Regions from separate parts of the Homo sapiens genome. Here region 1 is linked to region 2. Evidence: chromatin loops called from intact Hi-C (ENCODE). Cell type or tissue: endothelial cell of umbilical vein. All regions are shown on one strand. Each heading gives the region's core, and the rest is flanking DNA. Links, peaks and the distances in the headings are about the cores only.

Region 1 (2,911 bases), core at 287-2,786, 320 kb after region 2:
GAGCTCAGCAGACATCAGGATGACCAGCTGCGGAGAGAAGCTACCCATTCCAGGGTCTTGTAGCTCCTCTCTGCTGAGAGCTGAACATTAAAGTTGAACATTAATGGGACACCCTGGCAGCAGAGAGGAGCTACCCACTGTGAGTCTCCTCTGAGCTGCTCTATTGCTCAGTAAAGCTCTTCAGCTTGCTCACCCTCCACTTGTCTGTGTACCTCATTCTTCCCGGGCATGGGACAAGAACTCAGGACCTCCTGAATGGCAGGGCTGAAAGCGCTGTAACACAAACACGGCTGAAACACACCTCTTGCTCACCACGTTGTGGGTAAGAAGAAGGGGAGAAGAGCTGAGGCCCTTCGGGGACCCCAGACCTAGGAGCTCCCTGAGCCAGGGCTGTGACACCCTCTTTGGGGGTCTGGTTCCTGACATATCCAAGCCCCCAGGAACCATTGCATTCCCCAGTGGCAGCAGTGGAAGCTGCTTGCAGGATGCCTGTTCCAGCTGCAGCCTCGTAAGAAGCCAGCACTCATGCTGGCACCTGGAGCTGCCCACTCCACCACAGCCATTGTTCCTGGCTGTGCACAGTGGCTGGACCCCACGCTTGCTTGCTCACACATATCCTCGCTGCTCCGCTCGCCCTTGGCAGGCAGGGGATCCAGGCCATTAGCACGAGCTGAGCATAGCCTGCCAGGCCAAGTGGGCGCAATGAGCCTGAGCAAAACTCTGGCAAAGGCACCACTGGCTACAGAGGTTTCTGGCTGGTGAAGTGACAGCCCAAGGATCCCATAATGACATGTTGGATGTGCCTGGCATTGCACAGACACACAGTAGGTGTTGGGAAGCACTGGTTCTTTCTTTCAGAGGGTCTGTCATCCTCGTTTCCCGCATGGCCGAACTTACCAAGGTCTTTGCAGCTTCTGCTTCCTTCTGTAGTACTCATGGGTCCCACATCTGTGCTTACAAAGTCCCTAGTGTAGTGATGGGGAGATGTTTCTGGAAGCAGTAGTGGGAAAGGGTGAGTGAAGGCAGCTCCCCCTGCCTGGGTAGTCCTAGAATAGGAAGGGGGTGAACAGTCAATACATGCAGTGGAGAGGACTCTGACCTGGGAGGAAGGAAGACAAGCTACTTGCCCCAACCGTGCCACCAGCACAATCAGTAAACCTTGCTCTGTTCTAAGCCTCAGTTTCTCCACTTCTTCAAGGAAGGGTCTTCCAGCTGAGCGCTTCCCTGTTTCTGTCCCTATCTCCTTCTCTCTCCCAGAAAGTTTCTTGCCTTCTCTTGACTTACAGAAGACATCACTTCCTTGAAGACTTGGCTCACTATAAGCCTCCTGGCGGCTCCTTCCTGGGGCACTGGGCCAAACTCCTGACACGATTAAGAAGAGGTTTTGGAACTGGGCCAGACTAGGAAAACAGGAAAGATGACGAACAAAGCTTCCCTCCTTCTGAGGGTTGTTTATTCCAGTGTTCCTTCAGTTGAGTTTTCTGGGTACACAGCAGCCCTTGGCTTTCCATCCCATGTGCAGCCTCTGGCCCAGCACTTAGTCCACTCTCAGTCATAGAGCTTATCACACAGACTTGCTCCAGTGCCCACTTGTCCAACTGCCCCAAACTCCTGGAAACCAGAAAGAACACAGATGTATCTCAACTGAGTGCCTACCATATTTCTACAGGAGGAACTGTCTTCGCATAAAAGCCCCTCTGCAGCTCCTTAAGGTAAGCAGTGTTCTTTCCATTTTGCAGCCATGAAAACTGAGGTCAGGGAGGCTCCCCAAGGTCACCCAGCATGTTGGTGTTGGATCCAGAAATGGAGGGAGTTGGAAGGGAGGACGTCTTATCAGTTAAGACAATATTCTTTGGAGGCTGATGAACCTTTCTGAGTTTGAATTTTGACTGTCACTTACTGCCTGTGGAATCTGGACAAGTTCCTAGTGGGAAGCAGTTTTGGGTCACAGTGGGGATCACAGACTCTGGAATCAAATGTCGGTTCCACCATCTGCTAGTTATGTGACCTTGGGCAAGTTCCTTTGCCTCTCTGCACTTCAGTTTCCACAGCTGTCAAACAGGATAATAATAGTGCCTGCCTCATCAACTTGTCGTGTGGATTAAACGTGATAATCCTTGTGGGGCGTTTAGCACAGTGTCTGGCCCATGGTCCAGTGCCATCTATGTCAGCAATGGTTTGAATGCAGGCCCCACTGACTCTGGCTACCACCTGTTTCCCTGCCTATCACCTGTCACCCTGGTGGCTCACTCATCACTTGGCGTGCTGTAGGTGCTCCCGGGCTTACTGACTGAAGGAGTGGTTGAGAATTGACTCAGTGTTTCTGAAAGCAGGCTTCTGATAATGTGTGGGAGAAGGATTCTGGAGGAAGATGATTTTCAGGAGTTTCCCAACCAATCAGCAAGTAATTGCTTTTTGCACACTAGTATGGACTTAGACCAGTTTCAGATTGGTTCTCTGAATGCTACCTGTGCAATCAGAAGCATACCTATACTCACGCCTATAGAAGCAATCTATACTGATTGTGGAGTGTTCAAATGCTACATAAAGACCGAAAGCAGAGAGTTAAAGTTCTAAGTAAACTTGCTTCAAAAGGGTTGCCCACTGTTTATCTGAGGCATGTCCTTCCAGAATTTGCCTAAGCCCTATACCTTTTTTTTGTTTTTTTTTTTTTGAGACAGGGTCTCACTCTGTCACCCAGGCTGGAGTGTAGTGGCATGTGATCCTGGATCACTGCAACCTCTGCCTTCTGGGCTCAAGCAATCCTAGCACCTCAGCCTCCCAAGTAGCTGGGACCACAGGTGCACACCACCACACCTGACTTTTTTTTTTCTTTGTAGAGGCAGAGTTTTGCCATGTTGCCCACGGTGATCTTGAACTCTTGGGCTTAAGTGATCTGCCCGCCTCGACC
Region 2 (2,911 bases), core at 129-2,628:
CAGGAGTAGCTTCTCTCTCTTTGAGTCTTTTCTAATTCTGGATCATTCTCTCATTTGTCAGTGTCCAGCTTTAGTAGTGCACCCTGAGCCAGCATGGCTGTTTCTGGCCCACTGGGTGGCCAGGGGCTCGGGGTGGTGGGGCTGCCTCCAGCAGTCTGGGAACTCATCCATGTACTAGGCCTGCACCATGGCTGCAGATGCTAACAGGCAGAGTGGGGCTAGAGAGGGGAGGCTGCATGGAAGGGCTGCCACTGGGAGTGAGGGGCTGTTGTGATTAGAACTCAAGGCTCTCAGGAGCTGGACAAAAGGTAGAAACTGTTGTTATAGATGAGGAAAAGGAAACCAATTATTGAGTACACTTAAAAGTATACTTGGTCAGATGCAGTGGTTCATGTCTTTAATCCCAACACTTTGGGAGGCTGAGATGGGAGGATCGCTTGAGCCCAGGATTTCAAGGTTGCAGAGCTGTGATTACACCACTGCACACCAGCCTGAGTGACAGCGTAAGACTCTCTCTTTAAAAAAAAAAAAAAAAAAAAAAAGCACACTGGCTGTTTCCTCTGCCCAGAAGTTTCTTTCCCTAGATGCCTACCTGGCTGGCTCCCTCACTAACCTCAAGACCACACCAATGTCCATGAAGTCTACCCTGACCATGCCCAGACACCTCTCTGTGCTCTAATCTTTTCCAGTAGCCCTAACAACTTCCTTGAGTGCTAATTCACTTCTTGAGGATGTCTGGTATGTGTGTGTCTCCCTCCAAAAGAATGCAGGCCCCGTGAGGACAAGACATCTGATCTGTCTTCACTGACAGTTCCTAAGAACAGTCTGGGGCCGGGCACGGTGGCTCACGCCTGTAATCCCAACAGTTTGGGAGGCCAACACGGGTGGATCACTTGAGGCTAGGAGTTCAAGACCAGCCAGGCCAAGATGGTGAAACCCTGTCTGTACCAAAAATATAAAAATTAGCCAAGTGTGGTGGTGCATGCCTCTAATCCCAGCTCATGGGGAGGCTGAGGCAGGAGAATTGCTTGAACTGGAGGTGGAGGTTGCAGTGTGCCGAGATGGTGCTACTGCACTCCAGTGAATGAGACTCCGTCTCAAAGAAACAAACAAAAAGCATCTGGCACATAGTAGGTCTCTGATAAAGATTAGTGAGTGAATGTCCACATCTTTAAAGGTTTTGCCTGTACCTTGAAGTCTCTGTTCCTTGGGGCTGCCTCTTTGCCCAGTACTCTTGACCCTGTCCCAGGTGATATGACCTGTTGCCCAGTGTCTGCCTGATCAGTAGGGTCTTCCTAGAGTGCCAGCGTTTTGACCTCCATGTGTCCCCACTAAATTGCCAGCATGTGTGAAATACTAAATTCCAGCTGTTTTTGTTTTTGCAGGGCAAGAGGGTTAAAGAAGGAGTAGGAAGAGGGGGAGCTGATGAGAGGAGCAATGGTCAGAGTGGAGGGGGTGGAGAGAGAATACAGTCACAGATTTCCCCACCCCATCAACTTTCCAAGCAGCTCAGAGCGGCAGCAGAGCCGCGAGTGAGGGCTGCGCACCACATATCCGGAGCTGTGTGCCACGTGGCAGAAGCTGTCCCGTTGAGTCATGGGATGTACTGCTGCACTGCTCTAGAGTTTGGTGTGTAGAGTATTTTTGGTTTTTACAGTCCAGCTCTCTGTGTAATGACTTCCTTCCCGTGGCCTTGTTCATCGAGGTGTCCCTGAACGACTAGCTGAGTCACAACATTCCTTGCAGCTTAAAACACTGACCCAAGGCAGTTTCTCCATGTAGTTAGGGACTTAGAAGGCTGCCAGGGAGTGCCTAGGGAAGACAGTCTGTAGTGCTCCTGTCTCTAACAGGCACCCCTCCCCGAAAACATTTAAAAAGCAAGTGAAAATAGAGAACAAATTCCATCTGTTAAGTCACTAGGAAATGGCCTCAGCCCTGCCACAACCTGAAGAATAATTTGTCAGTGACCATGAAGTCAATTTCAAATTGAATCGGGGCACCAGGAATGAACATCCATCGTCTCAGTGTTACTGCAACGCGAAGGGTCAGAAACCCATGTGAAGAGATTGGACTGGTGGGAATATAAACTTGCTCAGCCCTTCTATAAAATAAGCCAGTAGTTCTGAGTAAAATTAAGTATGCATAGGGCTCAGTAGTGTAGCAGTCTCATGCCTGGAAATACATTTTGAAGAAAGTTTGCTCAGATCCGCAAGAAGACAAGCAGGAGGTTATTTGTTACAGTGTTAATGGCATACAGGAACTAGAGGCAAAGGAACTAGGGGATGAGTTAGTAAAATGTTGTGGATACATACCTTGGAATTCTACATGAAATAGACATAAAACAGCATGGATGGAATTTATAGTGTTAAGTGGAAGAAAACAGTAAAAGATTTAAAACACAAGGCCAGGCGTGGTGGCTCATGCCTGTAATCCCAACATTTCAGGAGGTCAAGGAGGGAGGGCTGCTTGAAGCCAGGATTTTGAGATCAACCTGGGCAACAAAGCAAGAGGCTGTCTGTACAAAAAAAATTTGTTTAATTATCTGGGTATGGTGGTGCGTGCCTGTAGTCCTAGCTACTCTGGAGGCTGAGGCAAGAGGATTGCTTGAGCCCAAGAGTTGGAAGCTGCAGTGAGCTATGATCACACTACTGTGCTCCAGTCTGGGCAGAGGAGTGAGACCCTGTCGTGCCAAAAAAAAAAAAAAAAAAAAAAAAAAAAACGGTGGGGAGAGATTTAAAACACAACCTTTTTTCAGTTTTACTGAGGTATAATTGATGTATAATAAAACACATATCTAGGCCAGGCGCAGTGGCTCACGCCTGTAATCCCAGCACTTTGGGGAGGCCGAGGCGGGCGGATCACGAGGTCAGGAGATCGAGACCATCCTGGCTAACATGGTGAAACCCCGTCT

The links. A loop is a pair of places that touch in the nucleus more often than their neighbours do. Peaks named below come from ENCODE experiments on the same cell type or tissue, not always from the same donor. Only the 100,000 strongest peaks of a DNase experiment are listed, where the experiment ranks them.
Region 1: it touches region 2 in a loop (2.5-fold over the local background); 4 of 110 quality-filtered maps call a loop at or near these places.

The regions. Positions count from the first base shown.
Region 1 is chr20:41,004,034-41,006,944 of GRCh38, reverse strand. It overlaps LOC100128988 (a long non-coding RNA gene), which reads right to left. Exons shown (of 3, transcript NR_145525.1): 2 at 898-1,046. LOC105372621 (a long non-coding RNA gene) reads left to right here and starts at 1,471. Exons shown (of 2, transcript XR_936724.4): 1 at 1,471-1,712. RefSeq lists an enhancer at 2,485-2,911. In endothelial cell of umbilical vein, for the core only: no CTCF peak of the experiment used is centred there; DNase peaks (open chromatin) are centred at 1,384 and 2,114; H3K27ac peaks cover 2,193 bases.
Region 2 is chr20:41,328,401-41,331,311 of GRCh38, reverse strand. It overlaps the pseudogene ADI1P1. Among named protein-coding and RNA genes, the nearest start is that of LPIN3, 11 kb to the left of the region's middle. RefSeq lists an enhancer at 1,418-1,467. In endothelial cell of umbilical vein, for the core only: no CTCF peak of the experiment used is centred there; a DNase peak (open chromatin) is centred at 1,661; H3K27ac peaks cover 1,540 bases.